Linked DNA regions of Mus musculus: all the other regions are linked to region 2. The links are chromatin loops, found by intact Hi-C in ENCODE. Cell type or tissue: left cerebral cortex. All regions are shown on one strand.

Evidence for each region. Peaks named below come from ENCODE experiments on the same cell type or tissue, not always from the same donor. Only the 100,000 strongest peaks of a DNase experiment are listed, where the experiment ranks them.
Region 1: a loop joins it to region 2, with 4 times the contacts of the local background. A loop is called at or near these places in 4 of 42 quality-filtered maps.
Region 3: it touches region 2 in a loop (2.3-fold over the local background); 6 of 42 quality-filtered maps call a loop at or near these places.
Region 4: it touches region 2 in a loop (1.9-fold over the local background); 7 of 42 quality-filtered maps call a loop at or near these places.
Region 5: it touches region 2 in a loop (2.1-fold over the local background); 6 of 42 quality-filtered maps call a loop at or near these places.

What each region holds. Positions count from the first base shown.
Region 1 is chr5:113,722,382-113,727,381 of GRCm38, reverse strand. It overlaps 1700069L16Rik (RIKEN cDNA 1700069L16 gene), which reads left to right and starts at 2,610. Exons shown (of 3, transcript NR_033216.1): 1 at 2,610-2,751; 2 at 3,517-3,682. In left cerebral cortex, CTCF peaks have their summits at 2,712 (motif pointing right) and 4,980 (motif pointing right); DNase peaks (open chromatin) are centred at 2,725 and 3,598.
Region 2 is chr5:113,487,959-113,492,958 of GRCm38, reverse strand. Wscd2 (WSC domain containing 2) reads right to left here and starts at 2,512. Exons shown (of 9, transcript NM_177292.3): 1 at 2,019-2,512. In left cerebral cortex, no CTCF peak of the experiment used is centred here; DNase peaks (open chromatin) are centred at 71, 165 and 2,325; H3K4me3 peaks cover 2,746 bases; H3K27ac peaks cover 2,402 bases.
Region 3 is chr5:113,584,606-113,589,605 of GRCm38, reverse strand. Wscd2 (WSC domain containing 2) reads right to left here. Exons shown (of 9, transcript NM_177292.3): 9 at 1-1,813. The coding sequence ends at 1,461. Among named protein-coding and RNA genes, the nearest start is that of Gm42002, 16 kb to the left of the region's middle. In left cerebral cortex, a CTCF peak has its summit at 2,966 (motif pointing left); DNase peaks (open chromatin) are centred at 513, 2,983 and 3,830; H3K27ac peaks cover 1,141 bases.
Region 4 is chr5:113,545,941-113,550,940 of GRCm38, reverse strand. It overlaps Wscd2 (WSC domain containing 2), which reads right to left. Exons shown (of 9, transcript NM_177292.3): 2 at 1-518. The coding sequence starts at 6. Among named protein-coding and RNA genes, the nearest start is that of Gm52822, 4.3 kb to the right of the region's middle. In left cerebral cortex, a CTCF peak has its summit at 2,469 (motif pointing right); DNase peaks (open chromatin) are centred at 2,423 and 2,753.
Region 5 is chr5:113,577,623-113,582,622 of GRCm38, reverse strand. All of the region lies in intron 8 of Wscd2 (WSC domain containing 2), which reads right to left. Among named protein-coding and RNA genes, the nearest start is that of Gm42002, 23 kb to the left of the region's middle. In left cerebral cortex, a CTCF peak has its summit at 2,163; DNase peaks (open chromatin) are centred at 2,963, 3,289 and 4,924; H3K27ac peaks cover 522 bases.

The sequences.
Region 1 (5,000 bases), 230 kb before region 2:
TGAAGCTGCCTGAGACTCCTCCTTCTCAGAAGGCTTGCGAGTGCGGTCCTGAAGCTCAGAAGAGCCTTGGAAGACAGGAGAGGGCGGGTCAGTGCCTTTCCCCCAGATGATGGTTCTGAGATGTCCGTATGGACTCTAAAGATTCCAGTCATCAGTCCGGTGTGAAAGCAGATACCTATAACCGGAGTGGTGGGAGGTTTGCCTCCAGTTAAGGGCAAGCCTGGAGGAGTTGGAGGAGGCAGGGAGATGGGTTGGTCTGATCAACATACATTGTATACATTTGTGAAATCATCAAAGACTTGTGTCTGCTCTCTAAACAAACTCGTCTCTAACTGAATAGTGTTTGGCCATTAGTTTACCATAAGAGAGGCTGGGGTTTCTTGTTTTCTGTTTTTCCTCCCTGGGTTAGGTGGCTAGGGATGTAGCACAGGCTAGGAATGTGAGTGTGGGAGTTGGGTATTGCTCTGAGGTGGGCTGGCCGCATTCATGCCCTGTACTTTACCACCCCCTGCCTGGATCTGGCATGACACGTGGCATGTTTTGTCCAATGACGCTTGCCAGCACCCTGTCAACAGAGACACGGGTATTTCCCCTTGCTCTTTTGGTACCCATGCTATCCTCACAGAAACATGCCTAGGGCATCTGGAGAGCATCCCAGAGCAGCCCTCCAGGGGAGACGCAAGAGACACCCACAGGGAGAGAGGAGGAAGAAAGACTGGCTGTCCCAACTGAGGTCGCCAGATACCAACCAGAAAGACTGGAAACTGTGTGGGTGAATCCAGCTGGGGCCAGAAGAATTCCAGCCAGCCTTCAGACTCAGGGAGGCAGCCACAGAAAGAAGAGTTTTCAGCCACTGAATTTTCCCAGCACTTGTTACACAGCAGTATTGTGGCAACCGGTACCTGCTACATTTGTATCCTGCAGAGACTGCCTTCCTCCTTCCAACCAATGTTTATTGAGCAGTTACTATGTACCTGGGTTACAGCAGTGTGTAAACCTAGACATAGTTTCTACCCTTAATTTTTTCTAGCACTGCCCTTGGTACCATCAGGCATCTAGAGAGACAGAAGTTCAGTAAGAGGAGACTAGTTTCGGGGTCCCACGCACTACGGGCAGATCTGAGAAGGTCTCCACAGACCGCTTCATGAGGATTTCTCTGCTTCCCTTGTTAACTGGTCCCTCTGCCACTGTGGGAGTCACCTCCGGTAGAAGCAGCTTCCTTCCCCGTGATGGGGATCCGTCCATGGTGACGTGTGTCCTCAGGCTGGCCTTGAGTCACTTACGGAGAGTGAACAATTCTCGGTGTGTTTTTTTTGTAAGGCGAGAGGATTTATGTATTGCTAAGTTTGATGTATTGTTATAAATTATGCTTTGGTTTCAGGCCTGTTTAAAAAAAAAAGTTCAGTGTTTCTTTGAGTTCTGGGAAACATGCTGTAAATAATTTGGTGCTTCTTGGCCAGCAGTTCCTCTCGTAATATAAAGTCGTGTCGGCATCTATATCTTCTTATATCTTAAAAATACCTATTTCCTCTCCTTTCTCACAGCAGGGGTGGGGAGGGGAGAAGAAGCGAATGGCATTTTCTGGGTTCTCCCGGGTCTTGGAGGAATCTGTCTGTGTCCTCCAGGCCTGTCTTTCTGCTCCCGGCTGCCTACCTGACTGAGGTGACCTGCGACCTCAGCATTCAACCCGGTGCACTCCCACGCCCTCTTCCCCTTCAGTGTCCATTCTGAGGACACTTGTTTGTGGCACACTGCTGTGACGAGCCATGAAAGGGAAGTGAGCAACCCTGCGTCAAAGGTGGTGGGCAGCTCTCCCGAGGCTCCCCGTCAGCTTGTCCTCTGGCAAAGTGCTTCTGTCTACGGAGCTGCCTCACCTACCACCTAAGTCCTTACCTTAAAAAAAAAAAAAAAAAAGCAACAAGCTCTAAAGAATTAAAACATATGTTTGAGATCATAACGTAGTTATACCATTTCCCCTTCCATTTGCTCCCATGTCCCCACCTCTTCCTTTTGAGTTCATGGTCTTTTTTTAAAAAACATTTATTTATTTACTTTATGTATGTGAGTACACTGTAGCTGTACAGATGGTTGTGAACCTTCATGTGGTTGTTGGGAATTGAATTTTAGGACCTCTGCTTGTTCCAGTCAACTCTGCTTGCTCAGGCCCAAAGATTTATTTATTATTATACATAAGTACATTCACTGTAGCTGTCTTCAGACACACCAGAAGAGGTCATCAGATCTCATTAGGGGTGGTTGTGAGCCACCATGTGGTTGCTGGGATTTGAACTCAGGACCTTCGGAAGAACAGTCGGTGCTCTTAACCGTTGAGCCATCTCACCAGTCCCCGTTCATGGTCTTTTTAATTATTATATACTCCTAAATACACAAACACAGCCTGCTCTGTCTGTACAATGTTACCCGTACACAACACAGTCAACTTAAAAAGCCCTTAAAAGAGTCTCAATGACTGTTAATGAGTGGCACCTGTTCGACACATCGATGACGACATCTTGAGATAGGGTTTTCTGGAGAGCCACTGAGAAAACTGTGCAGTGCTCTGGCGCCCGATTTAGAATGTTTGTCCTCAGGCCTAACTGTCGATTGCCGAGGCTGCCTCCTGGTTAGGCTGGGAGTTGTTTGGGTGAGCAGTGGCTGGGCCCTGCTCTTCGGCTAGCTCCCAGGTGGGCGCCTCCGCGGATGACTTTTATCGACCAGCAGGTGGCGCTGTTGACAGGCAAATTGGCTCCTGTGAGTACCGAGTTGGAACCCTCCCTGGTTGGATTTGTCGCTAACTGGCTGGTGAGCTGTTGACCTGTCCAGAAGTAGGCAATTGTGTGCCTTAAAGGATATATCTTGTCCATAATCCACGGATAAGTCGATTCTGCTCCTGATTCCCCCACCCCCACCCCCCCGGTTCCCTACTAGTAAGAGCTCTGTCAGGTCCATCCCTGCAGTAACTTTCTTTCTGCATCCAAAGGCCGGGCAGGTCATACAGCTGGTTCTGGGTTAGGACTCAGACCCTTGCTGAAGGATACTGTAGAACACGTTCCCTCTCTCACAGGCTACAGCCGCTGCCCATGGAGGTGGTGACTGAATCGTGCCAGTGGGGAGTCGGAGCAGATGCAGTCCGAGTTGAATGTATGCAGTATGAGCCTTGGTGGTCCATCAGTGAGGGACTTGGGGGACCGTTTGTTAGAGCACCCTAACCTGACCTGCCTGTTCAAGACAGGGTGTGTGAGAGCAGGTGTTGATGAAAGAAAAGAATCCGGGATATCTCAGACAAGGCTGGTTCATCACTGTGAGAGAGGATGGGATCGGGCTAGGGTGGGGGAGGGGCAAACGTCGGATTCAGCTGTGTGGGGGAGTGCAAGGTCAAGGTGATCCCTCTAAAGGCGACTGGAGAACAACCCCAGGCTAAGGGTTGCTGGAGGTTGCCCTTTAAAGACTATCACAGTTTGATGTTGGAGAATGAATTCTATCTATTCAACTCTCACACAACGGGTCTCTTTCCAGGGTACAAGGGAAGCCAAGGCTTTCTGCTGGCAATGCTGGCTATAACAGACCTGGCCACATGGCGCTCAGCTGGCCCCACAGCAGGTGGAACTTCCCTTCTCCTGCTCCAGGGCCCAGCATCTCAGCAGGAGACAGATTGCATCAGCTGTCCCCAGACTGGCAAGAGGTAAAACTGGATCCTTCCTCCTAGATTTGCAGAGTGGTCCAGGCTCAGTAGAAAGGGTTCTTTGGAAGCCTGTTAGATGGGTCAGCCAGGGGAAGTCTCTCTCCTTGGGGGAACCTCAGGAAGGGGGCAGCCATGCAGGCTAACACACGGTTCTCAGAGCCTTGCAGGTAGAACCCAGAACAGGAGCGCCAAGGACGGGCGATAGAGGCAAACTTAGCTTTCTTTGCAGAACATAGGAGCCTGGCAAAAGCGTCAATTTCTCTCTCACAGCGTCATTTCTCTCTCTCTCTCTTTCTGTTTTTTTGAGACAGGGTTTCTCTGTGTAGCCCTGGCTGTCCTGGAACTCACTCTGTAGACCAGGCTGGCCTGGAGAACTCAGAAATCCACCTGCCTCTGCCTCCTGAGCGCTGGCCATTTACATTTCAGTTCACTGAAATTAATTATAATGAAAATTTAAATACAATGGAAAAAAAATCAGTCCCTCAGTTGCATGAACCACATTTTCAAAGTTCAGTGGCTCTGTGTGGCCGATGGTCACCTGGCGGGGTATGGGGGACAGCACACAGAGTGTCACCACCATCATTGTAGGTTTTGTTCCAAAATCTGAGGCAGGGATGCTTTCAAGTAAAGTTGCGGGGGTGGGAGGAGGGTCTTTCCCAGCCTGACCTTTAGGGGCCTGGTGCATGTCCCCTTGTCCCAGCAAGGAAGTTCAGGATCACCATTATACTGTAGCTGCGCTGCCTTTTGAGTCTCTCTCAATCTGGAACATTCCTCAGACTCTCTTTGACCCTCCCCTCCCCACGCCCCACCCCCCACCCTCATGACCTGGACTAGACACTGTTTTGGCTTTTGAGTCAGCGTCCTGTGTGTTCCAGGCTGGCCTTGGCCTTGAGCCCAGTGTAGCTGAGGATGCCCTGACCCTCCCGCCTCCATCTGAGTCCTGGGGTTACAGGCATGTGCCACTGTACCATTTGACCTGGACGGTTCTGAAGAGAACAGGCAGTCACTTCATGGGCCACCCCGTGTGTGTGTGTGCGTGTGTGTGTGTGTGTGTGTGTGTTGTTGTTGTTGTTGTTTCTGTGTGATTAGGTCCAGGCTGTGCATTTTTTATGGGAATGGCAGGAGAGAGAGGTCTTGTCCTCTTGAAACTTTTATTCTCTATGAAAGGGAAGTGCTTTTAAAGATTTATGAGTATGTGTGCATGCCTGCACGCACGTGTGTGTGTGTGTGTGTGTGTGTGTGTGTGTGTGTGGTGTACTGTATGCATGCAGTACCCACAGTGGCCAGCAGAGGCCGGATCTATTCCATACTCTCCCTT
Region 2 (5,000 bases):
AGTCTCTGATTATGCCCCGCCTCTACCACAGACCCAGAAAACACTTTTCTCCACAGCATTGGTTGTTCTTGCCGCCTGGAACAGCAGCCAGGCAGGCCCAGCCCTGAGGCAAACTGGATGCCTGACCCGGAACAGACAGAATGTCCCTGCTCTGGGTCCCTAGACAGCTGCAAAGTTGAAGCCATGGAGACAGCTTACCTCCATCTCCCGTTGTCATGACGATGCGGCAGCTGGGTGCATCCAGCCCTCCCAGACTGCCCTGGGCTCCCCACTGGGAGCAGCTGGTCCAGCAGCAGTTTTAAAGGGAAGCTGGGAGGGGCAGGGATTGCAGGTATCCTATGGATTGGAGAGACCTAAGACCCTGGCCCCAGATGAGGATCCTAGGGTTCAGGGAAAGCCTCCCTTAGGAAACAGTTCCCAGGATCCATGCATAAGATCTCCACATGGCCATCCCCATTGCTCCTGTACTCTGCCAGATTGTGATGGGTGCTTCTAGCATTATCTCAGTGAGTGCTCCCACATTATCTCATGAGTGCTCCCACATCATCTCATGAGTGCTCCCACATCATCTCATGAATGCTCCCATATCATCTCAGTGAGTGCTCACAGCACCATTCCACAGTAGGAACTACGAACTCTTACTTTACAGTGGGGGAGTGGCCAGGGGCCACTTAGATCTACTTTGAGACCTGAGTTCCTAAACACTAATGTGCAACACACACACACACACACACACACACACACACCCTAAGATTTTAAAAATCCCATCTGTCACATTGCTCAGGGCCACACAGTGGCCTGAATGGGGATCTCCGAGGATATGTGCCATCTCTTCACTCTTAGAAAAGTGGCCACTGTAGTCCAGAGAGGGTTAGTGGTTAGACATAGGATACGCAGCAAGTCAAAGGCAAGTGTGAAGCCAATTCTTGAATCAGAGCTGTGTTTTCCCCAAGATATCCACCACAGACCTTTGATACCCTGGAGGAGTGCATGGGTTTGGGCAGCCTGGGAAAGTGGCTTCTGGCCTCAGATCAGAGTCCTAAGCCAAGGCAGGAAGTCTTTATATCTCACCTAACAGCTCAAGAACTCAAGAACCCCCAGCACGACTGCTCCCCAAAGGCAGAGACACCCAGCTCCATCCAGTAGAAGGCTGACCCATGGCCAAGGGATCACTTCCAAACACCGCTCTTGGCCAAGGCAGAAGAGAGCATCCACTATGTCTCTACCGGACTTCAAGCCTACCAAAGACCAACCAGTATGCCCCCTGACTCCCAGCCCTCCCGGCAGGAATGGAGGACAGTGATGTCTTCCATGTGGACACAGGACTGGCCTTTTGGAAGTGTGCTTTCACTAGGGAGAAAGGGATTATAGCCAGCAGTGCTCTAGGTTGGGACAGCCTCAGGGACTCAGAGTGGGCAGCCACGGGCTGGGCAAGAGGTCACCAGGAGCCCTGGTCCCCTCAGGCCCCTTCCCTGCGGCTTGCTCCTCTCATTGAGGGGTGCAGGCAGCTCTCTCTGATTTTTTAAAGCTTTCTTTCTCCCCCTAAAGGGGCAGCCCCTCTGGAATCTCAAGGAGTGGGCTGTGCCTGTGGGGGCCTGGAAAGGAGTTGAGGGTCTCCTGGAAGGGCACTTGGGCCTGCTGGCATTTGAACGGGGGGGGGCGGGAGAGGGGCAAGTGGCTTTCTCCTACCATATGCCCCCCCCAAGGACCCACAGAAGCCAGTCTGCAAAGTGGGCTTCGCAGAGCCCACGCTGCGGGGCCCTGGCTACCGCTTGGTTCCCCAGTGCAGGCACCACCCCAAGGCCAGCTCACAGGCACCGCTCACCCCTTCTCCCCAGGCTGGAAGCTGGCCCGGCAGCGGAGTGCGAGAGTGTGATCCAAGGCCCCCCGCTGCTCCGGCAGCCCCAGGGATGTCCCCACACGCGTCCGCGGCCAGAGGAAAGTTTGTCATCTCCCCGGAGCCGACTGTCACCTCTCTGCAGCTTTGGGCTCACTGGGGACCCGTGGCTGCTGCTTACCTGGGGGAAGCGCCGAGCTCTCTGTGCCTGGTAGGGCGCAGCGAGGAGCAGGAAGCCGGGAGCCTGGAGCCTGGAGCGCAGAGAGTGGTGCGCGGAGCCAGGGCTGGGACTGAGCGAGGCTGAGGCCGGGGGTATGAGGCTGGGGCTGCGCGGGCGCCCGTACTCCCGGCCCTGCTGGAGCAGTCTGCAGCCCGAGCTCCAGAGCTCCCGCGCCCGCCGCCTCCCCGCAGCCCGGCCCGACCGCCCGCGCTTAACTCCTTGCGTCCCGGCCTCCCGCCGCGCCCGCCGCAGGCCTGGGATCCGGGCTGTGCAGTGTGCTGAGCCCCGCTCCTGGGCTGCGGCGAAATGCACCGAGACGGGGTGAAGGGCCGGCGCCTGGCTTGAGCGTGGTGCGGGCTGGCTGCCGCTGCTTGGAGACTTGGCCAGGAGCCCGCCCGGCAGGCAGCTCAAAGAAATCCAACAAAGGACAGTTTTGTTGATGGGTGTTCAGCGTGTTGTTTTAACAGGCTCTGAGTTTTGCCTGTGTGGCTTCTGGGCTGTCACACTCCCTCTCTGAGCTTGCTGGAATTCCGGCTGTGTGTCTCCGGCTCCTGGATGACTTCCACTGAGGGTCCCTGAAGGGGATCAGAAGCATCAGACAAGAGTGGAACACAGGGGCTTCTGGTTTGCAGATCTAGCTTGGCTCCGGTTAGGTCCAAGGGCGACTGGAAAAATCTAGGCGTAAATATTTTTATTTTATTTTATTTATTTACTCCCCCCCAACACCCCCCCCCACCCCCCAGACAGGGTTTCTCTATGTAGGTCTGGCTGTCCTGGAACTCTACATCATTAGAGCACACTGGCTTCGAACTCATAAAGGTCCACCTGCCTCTGCCTCTCAAGTGCTGAGCTTAAAGGTGTGAGACACTACGTCTGGCTTAGGTGTAAATATTGTGTGTGTGTGTATGTATGTGTGTGTGTGGTGTGCATGGACACCTGTGCCCACATGTATGAACTCGTGTGTCACCGTGCCTTGCGTGAAGTCAGAGAACCACCTCAGGTGTCAGTCTTTATTCTCTACCTTGCTTGAGATGGTGGCTCCTCCATCTGTGTTTGCAGATGATCGTTCGAGGGTCCTGGACTCTCTCCCCTCCCCTTCGCATGTCTTAGGGCCACTGGAGTTACAGGGTGAGCTCTTGTTTATGTGGCTACCAGGGATTTGAACTCAGGCCCTCAAGCTTACAGAACAAGTGTTGTATCTGCTGAGCCACCTCCCCAGTCCGAGATCTTGGTTTTCGTGTTTTTTTTGAATGCCGACTGTTGAGCTAAATGGAATGGGGTTCAAGTGTCCTCTCCCCTTAACTGTTTTCTGTCGGTATGGCTCTGACCAAGCTGCCTTGGTTTCCCTACATGAACAGGAGCAGCTCAGACCTTCTAGGCTGGCCATATGAGGGTTGTGGGCTGCCACACAGTATCCATATCTACCTCAGAGAAAATGGGCTTCGGGCTTGGTCGGGGGAGTGAGTTTGAGCCTAGCAGGGAGCTGTGTATAAAGATGCGGACTTAAGTTTGTACCCTGAGTATGAAATCTCTCAGTCTTCCCCAACTCATCTATTGGTATTGCCTGGAATACAAATCTCCTGCCCATTTTGCATTGGTTGTTTGATAATTCTTACCTTCCAGTTGCTTCAACAAAACAGCCAGCAAAAACAGCTGAGGAAGAGGTTTCCTTTGGCTTCCATGTCCTTCAGGGAGGGGAAGCCACAGTTGGGGAGCAGAGGCGAATGAGGTGCTCCGCTTGAGGACTCTAGCCCATGGGACGACACCAACCACGTTCAGGATCTGTTTCCCTTCTCTGTGTGCTGGCTGGTTTTCTGTCAACTTGACACAAGCCAGAGTCATCAGAGAAGGAGGAGCCTCAGTTGAGAAAACGCCTACATAAGACCCGGCTTTGGGCGAACCTGTAGACCATTTTCTTAATTAGTGATTCATGCAGGAGGGCCCCACCCATTGTGGGTGGGGCCATCCCTGGGCTGGTGGTCCTGGGTTCTATAAGAAAGCAGGCTGAGCAAGCCAGTAAGCAGCACCTCTCCATGGCCTCTGCATCAGCTCCTGCCTCCAGGTTCCTGCCCTGCTTGAGTTCCTGCCCTGACTTCCTCCAGTGCTTGGGATGTGGAAGGATAAGTCAAATGAGCCCTTTCCTCCCCAACTTGCTTTTGGTCATAGTGTTTGATCACAGCCATTATACCCACTAAGACACTCAGTTAAAAGTCTCTCCCAGTTCCCTCACAGACAGCCAGGGTGACAGCCTAGGTGACTCTTTATCTAGCTACGCAGACAATGAAGATGAGCCATGGCAGAGTCCCGACTCCAGAGCTAGCTGAGCACTGTGGACTGAGTTGCTTAACCTCTCTGGTCCCAGCTGCTCCATCAGCAAATAGCAAAAGCAAGGCAGGGGAACTGCTTAAGGCTGACGGGTCTCCTCAATTATTCTTGTTTTCCTTCTGCATGTGTCTCTTAGCAGCCAGGAGTCCCACATTACTGGTCTTCGCAAAAGACAACTGGCTGTGCAAACTGAACAGGGGCTGTGGGGTTCGCAGACCACAGACCCATCAATGTGGGAAGGAAGGAACAGAGCCTGTTTTTTTGAACCTCACCGCTGAGGGCTGGCTGTGCTGTTGTCCCGTCCCATTCCCACTGTGACCTGGGCGTGGGGCCTCAGACCAAAGTCAGCTGCTAGAGTGAAGAGACCCAAGCAACTCCTCGCCTTTGAAAGGGCTCAGAAAAATCAAATGGTGATGCCAGAGAGTTTCTCAGTGGAAGATCAGACAACACCTCCAGGCTACGTCCACAGACCGAGACACAGCCCATGCGTCTCTGTCATTTGAGGCACGGCTTCTAAAAATAGAATTTGCTCTAATTTTGGGAGTAGCTAAGGCCGAAGGAAAGAATGTGCAAGACTGGAGAGGGACATGTCCAGCAGTGAGTTAACTCCCTTTGATG
Region 3 (5,000 bases), 97 kb before region 2:
CTCTCAGAGAGCTTAGACCTCCAAGCAGGAGGGGAGGCTAGGCCCTCTACTGCCCAGTGAAAAGAAAACTAGAAATTAGTCTGGGGCGGGGGAAACACCATACAAAATACATTCAGAGCCCCCTTGGCTGAGCCCTGGGGTGGTCCAAACCCTCCAGATGAGGGCGTTGGGAAGGGAAGCCAGTCCTTTTTTGTGTGGCCAGTGTCCAAGGGGCAGAATGTCTTGGTCATATTCCTCTTAAAAAAATATATCTCTCTTTTCACGAATCTTCTCCAGGGTTCCTTGGCTAGGTGGGAAGGAGTGTTCATTTGCCCCGCCCCCCCACCCCCCAGGCTGCGGGGGTGGAGGTGGGGGAGGGGCTGCTCCGGTCAAAAGAGCAAGGGGCTGTGACTATGGCTTTTGCGTTTATGTAATGGGAACGGTGAAGGGCTGGAGGGGAAGCCAGAGGGATCCAAGGTGGGGGAGACGGGGATCCTGGATGCATGCTTCCTAAAACGTGATCAGTGACTTGAGTCAGAAATCCTTTGGTGTCTAAGCGTCTTCGAGAAAGAGCAGCGGCATAATGGGAATGGAAAGCCATTCTTAGTGGGGACTCTGAGGAGTCCCCAGTTGGGGCTGGCCCTGTCGGGTTGCAAGCAAGGGAAGGGAGGCTGATGGCTTAGAGGGTAGGGGACAGTTTTGGGTGTGGCTCTCTCTGAGTTGGAGCACTTTTGTTCCCTGCCCTGGGGTAGTGGAAGGACTCCCTGGTTAAGGGATCAATCCAGGCAGTGTAAGATAGCCAGTTCAGGTCCCACCCTGCAATGTTGGGTCCTCTGGGCTTCCGTATGTGGCACATGGCCAACCTGTTGGGTTGGTTTTTGGTACCTAAGGGACTTTGGAAGAAGGATCAAGAACCCCAACGTCACCCTCATCCCCAAGACACGACAGCACGAGCAGACAAGACAGGGTTGCTGTCCTGGAGGGGGGGCAACACCCGGCTTGGGCCTCTTATGTGCTTTAGCCTGGGGCGGTTCCCACTGTAATGCCAGAGCACCAGTCTCCATGGTCCTCAGAAGTGAGACGCCCAAGGCCACGGAGACAGGTCCCAGCCAGCTGTCTGTCACACAGAGGTGGCCTGAGAGAGATCAGAAAGCTGGTGCCTGCTCAGGGGAAGAGGCAGGGGCCCACACAGTCAGAAGAGGGTCATTGCTTGCAAAATGTCCATCAGCTGCCACAGCCAGACCCTCCCAACCTCTGCCAGATAGCCTCTCCCTTCTCCCACCACCAATAGCAGGGTCTGGGATACTCCAAACCAGGCAGCCTACTCTCCAGGGAAAGGTGTCTAGATATCTCCTCCTCCTGAGGCCTCAGAGGGGCCTTTCTGAAGGCAGGCAGAAGCCTGGGGCTGTCTTTGTGCCAGAGGGAAGCCAGCTCTTTGAAGCCAAGGGGCACCGGATGCTGGGTCCCTCCCTGGCTGCCCATCATCTTGGGCCATAGGCATCAGGCACCCCAGTGAGGTTGCGGCTACGTAGTGCCGTGTCCACCATTCGGATGTAGGCGGCAATGGTCCTGCGCATCTCGGCTGTGTAAGGGTCATACTCCAGCTTGCGCAGCCCCGAGCGCTTGAAGTTGCCGTCCTTCTGGCTCTCCACGCACAGCAGCCGATCCTCCCTGACCGCCACGCCCAGCAGGCTGACCATGCGGCCCAGCTGCGTAAACAAGTCCTGCTTCAGGTCCTCGAAGTGCACCACCAGGACGGTCTTGCCAAACTTGAGCCAGTCCAGCGTGTGCGTGGCCCACCACGGGGCATAGTTCCTCACGAACTCGGGCCACTCTGCGGAGAGAGCAGAGCGTCAGCCCGCCACTAGATAGATGGGCAGATGACAAACCTTCCGGACGCCTGAAACCCACGTGTGCTTTTTTGGGTAACACACCCCTGGCTGGTGCCTGGTTTACTACAGGCACAGCCCTACCTATACACAGAACCACAGCCTGAAAACAGATACCACCAAACTGCGGAGGCACAGAGATGCTGGGTTATACAGGAAGGGCTGGGAGCAGAGAGCACTCGCTTGCCAAGATTGCTGGAAGCTCTGGGTTTGGACCCCAAGAAGCTGTATGGGTAGAGACTGTAGTTCTGTGGGGGAGGTTGGAATGTTGCAGATCCAAGGACTAATTAGCTTACCTTGGGCTAGGCCTAGACCTCTGGAACACCTAGGTAGTGACAATTTTGGTTTCTTTAGGAATATAAGAATTTGCTTTTGCTTTAATCCCAGGTGTGGGTAGGGGCCGCTTCAGACTGTCCACAGCAGCTGTCTTATGATTTGCCTTGTGCCCTAGCAGGCAGATCATTTTGCCAGCTGCAGATGGTTTCTGCAATTGTGTGACACCGGGGATTCCGGGGACTTTTCAGAGGGTAGATAAATGCTTGAGCTTAGAGTGGGGAGAGTTGTTGGTTGTGGTTTGTTGAGTAGTTGTACATAAAAGAAGAGAAAGAAAAAATAATACATAAAAATAAATAAAAAGGAGAAAGAAAAAATAAAAAGGGGAAAGAAAAAATAAAAAGGAGAAAGAAGAAAAATTTGGATTCTAATGGCAAAGATCTAGGAGCCCTAAGAAATTTGACACACGTAATCGGTAGGAACTAGTCTAACCATAATAATATTCCTTTTTCCTTTCCTCTCTTGTCTTTTTTTCTTCTTCTTTCTGGTGTTAGGGGTTGAAAGGGTGGAAGAAAAGAGGGGAGAAGGGTGGAAGAAAACAGAACCCACACTGTAGCAAAGACTGTCTGCACAGCTCACTCTTGCAAATCTGTCTGTTGGAACTAACACCCCCCCTACTAGTAGAAACCTTTTGGAATCTATTAACAGACAAGACATGGGCTGGCGAGGTGGCTCAGCGGGTAAGAGCACTGACTGCTCTTCTGTAGGTCCCAATCCCAGCAACCACTTGGTGGCTCACAACCACCTGTAATGAGATCTGATGCCCTCTTCTGGTGCATCTGAAGATAGCTACAGTAATAATAATCTTTGGGCCAGAGTGAGCAGGAACTGAGCGAGCAGGGCCGACCAGAGTGAGCAGAGGTTCTAAATTCAATTCCCAACAACCACGTGAAGGCTCACAACCATCTGTACAGCTACAGTGCACCCACATACATAAAAATAAGTAATTAAATCTTTAAAACAAACAAACAAGACAGCTAGCTTCTACCAGCCCAAGGCTAAGAATATCATCAGCCAGCACCTTGGGCTGAAAGGAAATAAAACTTGAGACCTGTGATTCATGTAATGTATGTCAAATAGCCCAAAGAGTTGTTTGTGAGCTTTGAAACCTGGGGCTGAGAACACAGCAGAACAGACCAGGACATGCCTGGGCAGGCCCGTCACCTCCCTAGCTCTCACCCCTCTGACCTAAGTTAAATGTTAACAGGCTGCTGATGTTTAAATGGACCAATCATGTGAAACCGCGCCAATTCCTCCCCCAGCCCCACTCCTTTTCTATAAAAACCCCTAGCTTTCAAACCTGGTCGAATCCACTGTCTCCTGTTATGTGAGATATGTTTCGACCCTCCTCGTGTTGTTACATCAAGGTGTTGTGTTCTATTCATGATTCTTGGGTGCACGCCGAATCGGGAGTTGAATGGGGGTTTCCCCACTAGGTTCTTTCAGGGCTTATAGAAAGGCTTTCCCTGTCTTGTGGTATCCGCCTCTTTTAAACTGCCTGGGTTCGTTGACTGTTTTGTCAAACTACAAACACCTCATGAGCCTGCTTCCCAGTTGGAACACAGAATCTGGAGTAACCTATATCCGCGTTTCTGGGCCACGGTCACTCACTGGCTTCAGAATAAGCTCTCTCACATTCCCTTTAAGATGAGAGCTATGGTTTTTATGTCATCAGATATGCTGACATGTTAGGTTCCAAAAAAACGACCCACTTTCCACCAGAGGAATCGCCTGGATCCATTGAGCCCTGGCTGTCTGGTTTTGTTTCCTCAGCCGGGTGGTTGGTTGGTTGCTGAGTTGTGTCTGCCATTTGTGGACAGCCTATTTGTCTGTTCTGAGCTGGTTACAGATCAAGCTTTGGGAGGTATCTCTTTTTGTCTGCTTTCAAAGTATTTGTTTTAAAGTATCTGCTCTGAGCGCTTGATTGAAAGCCTGTTGGAAAGGTTTTGGTCTAACCTTTGGCTTGGTTTGGCTTGCTTGCGCCCAGAACTCTAAAGACATTTTAGATTCGGCTGTTTAGCTTGTTTTCCGATATTTCATTTGCCTGTGAAACTCTGATGGGATTTTGGTTTTTGTTTTGTCTTGGTTCTCCTTGTCTTTGAAATGTTTTGGTTTGTTAATTTTTGGCCTTTGTTTCCCAACTCCTCCTCAAAGGGTTAATTCTGCTTTTATTTTTCTGCTACTTCTCCTGTGACCTTTAGCTTAGGAGTTTTATGATCATCTGATGTTACAGCCCCTGGAGACAAGAGGCAACTGTTCCCTCTTATCCCACCCCACCCCACCCCAAAGTGTGCTGGAGTCAGGGGGAACACCTCACTACGTGCAGTGGGGGAAACTCAACAAACATGTTCCATTCTTTTTGTTAGGGTGTATTTTGTTTTTGTTTTGAGACACAGTTTCTCTGTGTAGCCCTGGCTGTCCTGAAACTTGCTCTGTAGACAGCTGGCTTCAAACTCGGAGAACAGCCTGTCTCTGCTAGGATGTTGGCTCTTTGGGAAAGATACATAGGAAGGTTTGTTCACTGCCTTCATGTTTGTGTAAACATGTAGGACAGCCACAGAGCCAGTGGGATAAAACTGACCCAAAACACACACTCCCTAGTTAAAGTAGACATGTGATTTTTCAAGAGAAAACAGAGAGGGAGAGGGGGTGGGGTGGGAGTGGGGGAGGGGGCTGGGGGGTCGGAACCAGGCCTCCAGAAAGGAGGAAGTGCCTGCAGATAAATGGCCATCTGGTCCTCTAACCGGCTCTATGGCTTGGTGAGTGATAATTGCTGACTAACTTGCAAGTGTTTGTGTG
Region 4 (5,000 bases), 58 kb before region 2:
GGCCATAGCAGGATCATTCCGGACTTGCTCACTTGGGGCTGGCTGGGTGGATGGCTGGGAAGGGGCGTGGAGGGCGTGGCTTCTTGGGACTTCTCAAGAATGAAACCGCAAGGGCTTGACGCTCTCTGATCCCTCCACAGAGACACTGTAGCAGGAAATCAAGCCAGGCACCTAGCTGAGTCCAGAGGTGACAAGGACAAAGGTTGCTGGAATCCCAAGGTCAAGGTGAGCTGCTTGGGGTCAAGAAAGGGGACTTACAGGACGCAGTCTCCATTCCTCACATTTTGTTCCTCACCCAGAGTGTGGCTAAAGAACTCTAGTGACAAGGACTGGCGGCTGCAAAGTCACTCTGACCCCTTCTTAGCCCCTTGGGCTGTTGAGTCTGATTAGCTCACGGAGAGAGCTCTGATGCTGGCCTCTTCTCTATCTCTAACAGGTGGCCAAGCTGTATGCCACCTTCTGTGGACATGTGCTGAAAGGACTCCATCTGGTCAAGCTTCAGGCCACCGGGCTACCACCTGTAAAACAGTGGAAACAGGCATGAGCCCCCCTCCCCCCGCCCCCAAGCCCGGAATGGAAAGAGGTCCTGTGCAACCTCAAGGGGGTGTGCGGAGGCCCCGAGAGGGCTGGAAGCTCTTGGAGAGCTGGGCTGTGTGGCCTCCAGGAGTGCATAACCCCGCCTCCACTCTCTGCCTCACTGGAACTGGGGCGCTTCAATCACTGTGCTGGAGTCTGGGGTTTGTATAGAATGGGCACACATCCTCCCATGGGTCTCCACATATCTCACATGGCCTAGAACACCTAATACAATCTCAGTGCTCAGGAGTACTTAAAAAGTAATAGCAAAAAAGAACTTTAATGTGCATTCAGTATGGACCCAGTGGGTGCTTGTGTGTGTGTGTGTGTGTCTGGTATGTATGTGTTTGTATGTGTCCGTGTGTATGTATTAGTGTCTGGTATGTATGTGTGTGCCTGTATGTGTCTGTTTATGTATTTGTGTTTCTCTAGCATGTATGTGTGTATATGTATGTATGAGTTGGTATGTATGTATGTGTTTATGTGTATGGATGTTTGTATGTATGAGTTTGTGTTCATGTATGTATATATGTATGTATGTCTCTTTCTGTGTCTGTCTGTCTGTGTGTGTTATGAGTATGTATCTGTGTGTGTCTCTGGTATGTATGTGTGTGTGTATGTATGTATGTATGTATGTGTGTGTCTCTGTGTGTGTGTGTGTGTGTGTGCATGTGTGTGTTATAGCCAGAGTTCAATGTTGAGTAACTTTGTCAGTTACTCCCGTTGTGTTTTGAGACAGGGTCTTTTCAATAAGACTGGAAGCTAGTTTGGCAACACTGGCTGACCAGTGAGCTCCGTGCATCCTCCTGCCTCTGCCCTTCCACTGCTGAGTTCAAGTCCCCATGTTTGCATGGTCAATTCTTCACCCAACTGAGCCATGTCCCCAGCCCCATGCTTTCCCCCTCATGGTTGATTGAATCTGTATGTAGAAGCCACCAGCAGGGCAGAAGCCCCAGCTGCTTGCCCCTCCCTTGTATACAAACTTTTATCAAACATGCATAGATACGTGGGTTCCCCTAAGGCCAAAGAAAACCTTGAGACTTCACTGAGCCCAAATTCATTCCTATGACTCCCCTAAGGAGACCAGCTGTGTTCCAGCTATAGCTGAGATGCTGAGATAAGACATACCTCCCCGGGGCTTGTGTTCTAAGGCAGAAATCAAATCTACGGGCCATCATCTCTGCCTGAGTGGGAGATGGGAAGGGAGAGAAGCAGGCTTAGTAAACAATACATCCGTGTGACCAGCATTGGCTGTGGGCTTGCAGGTGGCCAGCTCTGGGCTGAGCGTCCTCTATAGAATATAATCTCATTTATTCTCTAGTATCTTACAGGTGAGGGAAGGGAGGGCTTCCAGGATGAGTGGGGTAGCACTGCAATTTAAAACCACAGGGTGTTTGTTTGTTTGTTTGTTTGTTTTTAGAGAGGGTTCCATGTAGCCCAGGCTAGATTCAAACTTGCTCTCTAGCTGAGGCTATCCCTGTACTCTCGTTCTTCCTGCTTTTACCTCCCAAATGCTGGGATTACAGGTAAGTGACATCTTGCTTGGCCAAACCACAGCTCTTTACCTTTTTTGACCCCGTCTCTCCACAAACACTCTGGACACTGCTTTGACAATTCAGAGATAGCCTCAAAGCAAGAGCCCGTATCTTTCTATCGACTGCTGCCACTTCCCCTGGTCAGGGCTTTCTGAGAGGGCCTGATGGTTAGGAACTCAGATTTTCCTGGGAGGTGTTGAAACGTTTTGATTTTCCACAGCTACATCTCTGCTGTCACACGGTGGCCTTGGAGAGGGCTCATGAGTAAGAAAAGTCGATTACCCCACTCTGGGCCATCTGCCAGAAGGGAGGCCTGGATGTGGGTTGACTATTGGGTAATGCTGTTTCATATAGCCACCAGCAGGGGGCGACAGGATGCTCTCAGCCAATCACGGGAGACCCAGTTGTCCATTACCAGTGGAAGTGGGGGCTCTGGGACGGCCTTTCAAGCCACATAGCAGCTCGGGAGTTTCACTGAGGTTCTGGGTGGTGTCTGCCACCACACTCCTTGGGACTCAGCACTTACTACACCAACCACCTCCTAGGCATGTGGAATTGATACTTGAGCACGGCACAAAAATCCACGCATATCTGCCACCAAGCATCCATCTGTCTGTCTATCTGACACCTTCACCCTCTACACACCCATTAGTTTGTCCACCCAACCATCCACCCTTTTATCCATCTGCCAGTCTGTCATCTTCCTTCAGGACACCTACCCACTCATCCATCCTTCTATCCAAACTGTGACAGACCATCTGTCCATCTGGCCTTCCTGAAAGTTGTCCATTGATCTCCATGTGCCTGCTGCGGCATAATCCTATGGATGTCCCCGTGTGCGCGTGTGCACACACATGCGTGCACACACACAAATAGATAGATAATAAATTTAACTTAGAGGGACACAAGACTATGTAATCTATGGTCTGCCTTTAGGGAACCAAGGAGGAAAACATACATAGCTGCTGTATCGGCTACACAATGACAAAGCCCAGGGTGGGAGTATGTATCTCATGATACAGAACAGCAATTCACATTAATAATGTTTAATAAGCACTTACACACATCACTCCATGTGTAAGTATGTAAGTATGCACACATACTCACATGCACATTCACACATGTGCACACTTATACACATGGACATTCACATTACATGTACACTTATATATATGCAATACATGCTCACATATGCACACTCACACTCATACCATGCATGTTCAAACTCATGTGCATTCATAAACTTACATATATACTCATGCACATTCACACTTGCACACTCATGTTCATACTTACATGCACATTCATATATACACATGTACATACTCACACATGCACACATTCCCACACATGCACACCCATACACATGCATGCTCACACTCACATGCACATTTATAGACACAGGTACACTCACATACTCACAATATGCATATTCATACGTTCGCATTCACACACTCACACAACACACACCTTCATACATGTACACACATGCACATTCATACACATGCACACTCACACTCTGATTTGATTCTCACAGTGAATTCTGTGAGGTTCTGCATTGTCTTTTGGAGCTAAGTATTGAGTGTCAGAGCGATTGATGAACTCATTCTGAGACCCACAGCTGGTAAGTGGAAGGAGGCTGTGAGGACCCCAGGACCTCAGACATATACTCCTATCCTTCATCTGCCTCTTGCCTTGGGATCATAACTCCAAGCACACAATAGAGAGGAGCCCTTGAGCCCTTGCACTGAGGTCCCACATTTGGGTTTTACCAAGTCAGGAGGTCTGAGGATTCTGCTGAGTCCTGGGGAATGGGAACCTGTAGCAGTGGACACTCCATAGCTGCCTGGGGAGAGAGATCAAAGAGGGCTTCCCCAGTTAGCAGCCTTTGATCCAGCCCTGGGGGAAGTAGATATCCTCTAGGTAGATGAGAGTTGAGGAAAAGCCAGGTCAGGAGGCAGAGAATGGTGGGTGGAGCCAGACACAGGAGTCCTTCCCACCTTGGTCCTGCTAGGGGCAGAGAACATGTGTGCATGGGTGTGAGTATGCATGTGTGAGTATGTATATGTGTGTGTATGAATGTGCCTGGGTGTGTGAACATGCATGGGTGTGAGTGTGCATGTGTATGTGTGAATGTGTGAGTGTGAACATGCATGTGTATGAGTTCGTGTGATTGTGAATGTGTGAGCATGTGTATGACTGTGCATGAGTATGCATGTGCAAGCATGTATGTGTGTGTATCCAAATGTGCATGACTTTGAACATGCATGTGTATGAGTGTGCATGAGTGTGAGTGTGCATGTGTGAGTATGTATGTAAATATGAATGTGCATGTGAGTGTGAACATGCATGTGAATGAGTGTGAGTATGCATGTGTGTGAGTGTGTATGTGTGGGTTTCACAATCACCACATTTTAGCCCCTCCCCCCCTTTTGAGGTAGTGTCTCATGTAACCCAGGCTGCCTCAATCTCACCTTGTAGCCAAAGATGACCTCAAACTCCCAATCTTCCTGCCTCCTCTTCTCAAATGCTGGTTTATAGGTATGCATTACACCTGTTTAAAGAGTGCAGGAGGCTAACACAGGACTGCCTGCATGCTAGGAGCTGCCCCTCCAACCAAACTGTATCCCCAGCACCATAGGAAGATCATCTTAAAGCTGGCGCCTCATGGGCACCCACACCCTTTACACCTATGTGCCATAAAGAGAGGAAGCCAGGAGTCACTCTTGGTACTCTGAGGGATCCCCTCACTCTGCAGACCACAGATCTTTAGGGCAGAGCATGGCCCTAGCCAGTAGCCCACCTGGGTTCAGCCTGACTGGAGAGAGACACCAATTTCTACCAGCCTCAACTCTCCTCCACTCCCTGATTACACTATTGAAAGGACTG
Region 5 (5,000 bases), 90 kb before region 2:
TAATTAGATATTTAATGGAATTATTAGACTCTTTTTAATTAAAAAGATTCATAAAGTCATGAATGCTAAGCTCTGTTGTACTCTGGACGTCTTATACTTTTGATGCCTGGAAAAGACCAATAAAAGGAAATGCTTTTTCCATTAGTGACAACCAAAACCAAAATTTACCCAAAAGCAAAACACTTCAAGATACTTGTCAGAGTGGCTTAAATCTCTAACAAATATTTCATTTAAATTTAGTCAGTGTCCTTTACCTGGATTTTAACTATTGGATCTTAAAGATTCCATATGTCCTATGGTTTACATTATAGCTTCCTGAACTTCCTTTTAAAATTACCTCATTAAAATTGTTTTCTAAGTTTTATAATAATCATAAGATCAAAATATATCACAAAAGGATTTTTAAAATGTATATGGTTATAATGAGGTTAAAATAATATTGAAGCTACAAAACTTAAGGTCAATTCAATACCCTGAGATAAATTTGATGCTTTTTTTAAGTATCGATTTGTTCTTAATAATTTTTACAAAAAAAAAACAAAAAACAAAAAACACTTAAAACAACAACAACAACAAATCCTTTGTTTATCCTTTGACTAAATGGACATTTAAACCTGGGATTAAATGTTCCCCAATTGAACAAAGCCTTTGTGTTTTGAATAGTCAGTCATTGCTTTAGTCATTTAAAAATTATTTAGAGAGTTATGTCTATCTGGAATGTTCCTGCTAAATTCAATAATGGTTGTAAGACTTTTTGGTGAACATTTACATTTGTTTATTCAATTTGGACTATTAGTTAATGAATAACACATAGTATTGTAAAATACTTTTAAATGGGATAACTAAATTTAAAGTTACAGAGCCTTCCTCAAAGGATAAACTAGATGATTTCATAAACAGAAAGAAAGAAAGAAAGAAAGGAAGGAAGAAAGAAAAAGAAAGGAAGGAAGGAAAGAAGAAAGAAAGAAAAAGGAAGGCACCACATCAAAGACTCTATTCTGATTAAAAGATTAGGTTATATCTAAGTACTTCCAACATATTCCCAAACTATACTATGAAAATTTTATAAAACATATATAAAATAGATTTTGTTTTCAGGACAGGGTTTCGCTGTGTAGCCCTGGCTAGCTTAGAACTCGCTCTGTAGACCAGGCTGGCCTCACACTCGAGATCCCCCTGCCTTGACTCCTCAGTCCTGGGATTAAAGGCATGTGCCACCATGCCCAGCCTTATAAAATAGGTTTGTGGTATGTATAATTTATGTAACTTATTCATACCATAGGTCTATGATTTCCATTAGTATATTAATTATAAAGGTGTATTGCTGGATTGTGATTGTATTTTCACTATATAGATGCAGGCAGGAGTTAACTCTACTCAGTCTCCACAGGTATCTATCACTACTTTGCCATCATTTAACAGAATGGGAAACTGAGGCATAGAATAAACAAGGGGCTTTTTAAGATCACTTAGAATGAGAGGCAGAGCAGGATCTGGGAGGTCTGGCTGGCTGCGCCAAGTGGGACTTTTACTACCAAGGTATTGTAAGCAAGGTCAGCTCACAGGGAATGGTGGGCTGTAAACAGGGCGTGGCTGAGCTCACATTGGCCTGAGCCCTGCAGTTGTTCAATACTCGTGGCTGTTGTCCTCACTGATTGAGCTTTCTCAAGTATGACGTCATCACCCCTGGCGGGGGGCGGGGGGGGGGGTCACACAGGCTTCCTTTGGGCTCCCCAGGCCTCATTCTTCCTGATCACAGGGCGAGCCATTACTGTGTGGTCACCCTGCTTACGCATCTGTCTCCACCGCACCCTGAGCCCCTGGGGGTGGGGTTAGGATTGTTGTTAAGTCTCTTGTTGTGGTCTCTCTACTCAAACTGTCATGGACTGTCTCTTCTTGGGGGTGCTCATCAGCCATCTTGCTATGTGATAGAAAGTCACCTGACTGGGAGGGTGCCTTAGATAGGTTACATGGCATGAACTTAGGGGTAGTTGTAGAGCCGATCTCAGGGAGAGCTGCTGAGGCTCAGGTGGGAGAGAAGCTGGGAGGCGGCCAAAGGTGGGCACGGGATGCTGCAAACAGCCTCAACGCAGTGGAGAGCTGGAGAATTCCAAGAGGCAGCACACTGGGGGCTTAAATGGCAGAGGGTGCAGTTCTCCTCAGTCCCTCTAGAGGGAGCAGCGCATAAGAGACCGGTGAGTCTCTCCAGCTTGGTTGGGGGACCTTACAAGCCTCCTCAATCCTATCCCCTTGCTAGGCGACAGATCCTTACCAACCACCCCATTGGAAACTACCGTATGTTCATCACCAGGAGGGAAACTGAGGCCCAGACAGGTAAAGTGAACAGGTCCCACAGCAGGGAAACACCATCCAGTCCACCTTGTCTTACACTCTGGCCCTGATTCTCTCCTGCCACGACCAGCCTTATCCCTGGCTCCTTCCCACAGCCTGATACCCAGCAGGAGCTGGGGGTGGGGGGATTCGCTGCTGAACTAAATTGAAATTTCCAACAGCTAAATTGCACCGTGATGAAGGGCTGCTGTTCCTGACAGAACACATCGGAGCTGTCCTTAGACGCCCCTCCCAGTCCCCTCCTGAAATCCCGCGGCTGCTTGAGAAATATTTATGCTGACGACAGGTTATTTTTTATTCTTCAAATAGATTATTTACAAGGCAGCTGACTAATTGGGCCCGTACTGTTATAATGGGTTAGGACCAGATGTATCTGGGAGATTAGGGAAAGTTTAAGCATACACAGGGGCTCCTTCCCTCTCCGTCAGCCTGTCCCTAGTTCTGATCACCTCCTGGTATCCTCGGTGACTCAGGACAGCTACTACCATCCAAGAAGAACCCCTAGGTGAGGTCACCTAGCACCCCACAGATCTAGACTTCAGGTGAGGCCATATGTAACCCTCTTGAAGACATTTGCCTGGTGTGTCAAGATGAGCGTCTGATCCTATCGCCTGCAGCTCTTGTTCTAGGGGGGCTGTCTATAGATGACTCTGCAGTCAGGTGCCCAGGGCTGGAGACCCTGTTCTTCTCCACCTGCACTGGGTGATCTTGTTGGTGCTATTTGCTCTCTTTGGGTTTCTGTGTACTGATTTGCAAACAGGCAGCCTTGATATCTTAGGATGATAAGCTTTGCAAAGATCCTGAGGAAGTACCAGGTGCAGAAGAGTAACTGCTGCTTAGGACAATCCCTGCTGATGGCAGCTCCCAGCTTTTCCTGAGACTCCCCACATGTGCCTTCCTGCTGGCCTGAGTTCCCCACAAAAGCATAGCAGCTCCCTTAGCTGTCCCGAGCTCTCCCATACCAGATGCGCGCCCACACTATTCCAACCCCCACCTCTCAAAGCTCCTAAAGGACTCCATTGCAAAGGAGAACAGAAACAAAAAGCCCTCTGCTAGCTCAGGGCTCCTGGTAATAATTGGTCAGCACCCACAAATCTGGAAACAAAGGTACCCTGAGGAGCCGCAGGGTGCACCTGTCTGTGCACAGCCTGGCGGTCTTCACTCCAGCTTCTTGTCGTCAGGAGGAACCAGGCCCTGATTAATGGTTTCTTGGTGCCAGTTCCCCACGGAGTCATTAAACACAGGATCTGTTTCATTAAACAGATCCAGGACAATTCACCTTGTGTAATCATATCACATAAAATTTCGCCTCCGTCCTGCTCCAGAGGGGCTGTAAAATTAACGTTATAGAACGAAAGTCATGGGGGGTGGGGAGGCTTATCTCTTGGCTCTGATCAGGAGAGGACAGGACCACAGGGACTGGACACACTCGGTGGCTACGTAGCCTCTGCTTCTCCCAGGTCAGGGTGTCCCAAGGCAGGTCTCAAAACCTGTGAGAGCATTGGAGCCCCTGAGGAATCTGGTTGGACACAGACCCTCAAGTTTCCCAGATGACACTGCCGCAGCTGGTCCCCAGCCACATATGAGCAGTAAGGGTTTCAGGCAGTGAAGTGTGTGTGTGTGTGTGTGTGTGTGTGCGCGCGCACATATGTGTAGTCTGGAGTGGAGCCTGATGATTTACATTGCTAATGAGCCCCCCTGTTGTTCTGGTGCCTAGGGTGTCAAGGAGAGGAATGGGTGGGTGGGGTGGAGAATGGGGGCCCTGTTCTGGGGAGAGCGCTCTTGACCTGAGAGGGGTTTCTGGGGCTAATATAGCCCCAGTATGAGATGAACGTGGACTGATCCTCTACTCGCCCTCTGTTGGTTTTGAGTTGGCTCAATGCCCTGACTTGGTGTTGGTCTAGGGGTTCAGGGGTCTTAAATAAGGAAACAGGCTAGCAAGGTGGCTGTTGGGAAAGTATACTCTTGGGGACGTGGAGGCTGGTGTGGGGGTATCGATCAGTGCTTGGGTTGGGATCCTAGCTCAGCAGACCTGGGGTGCGTACCAAGCCTATATACCCTGCCACAAGAACAGTTCTTCCCTAGTTCCTTGAGGGTTTGACAGAGAGAGGGGTTGCTCAGAGACCAGTTGATAACCCCTCCTCCCCTTCTCTCAGTCCCCAGGAAGCCTGGGAAGATGAGAGCTGGCTAGCTTGACTGCTGTGTATCCTGTGACCTTAGTGGTCTTTGTCCGGTTCCTCGTTAGTAAAGAGAGAACCAGGGTTCGGCTCAGACCCAGATGGGTTTGAATTCCGTGTTCCAGCCCCTGTCTGCTCATTGACACAAGCCTGCCTCTTCACCTAGCATAGGGCCCTGCTTGCTGTGACACCAGCGGATCCACTGGTCTCTCTGAATGCAGCAGGTTCATTACAGTGATAACTGGTCACACAGCCGTAGGCTCACACAATCACATAGGCTGGGGCTAGACACAGACCGTGCCATACCCAGGAGAGGACCCACAAACATGGTAATCCATGCCAGCTGGGTTCGACTAGCAGTGCCTCGTGGCAATCCATGCCAGCTGGGTTCGACTAGCAGTGCCTCTGTCACTGTAGCAAGAACCATAGCTGCTGGGAAGAGGGTGAACTACCCAGGCTTTTGCACCCCAC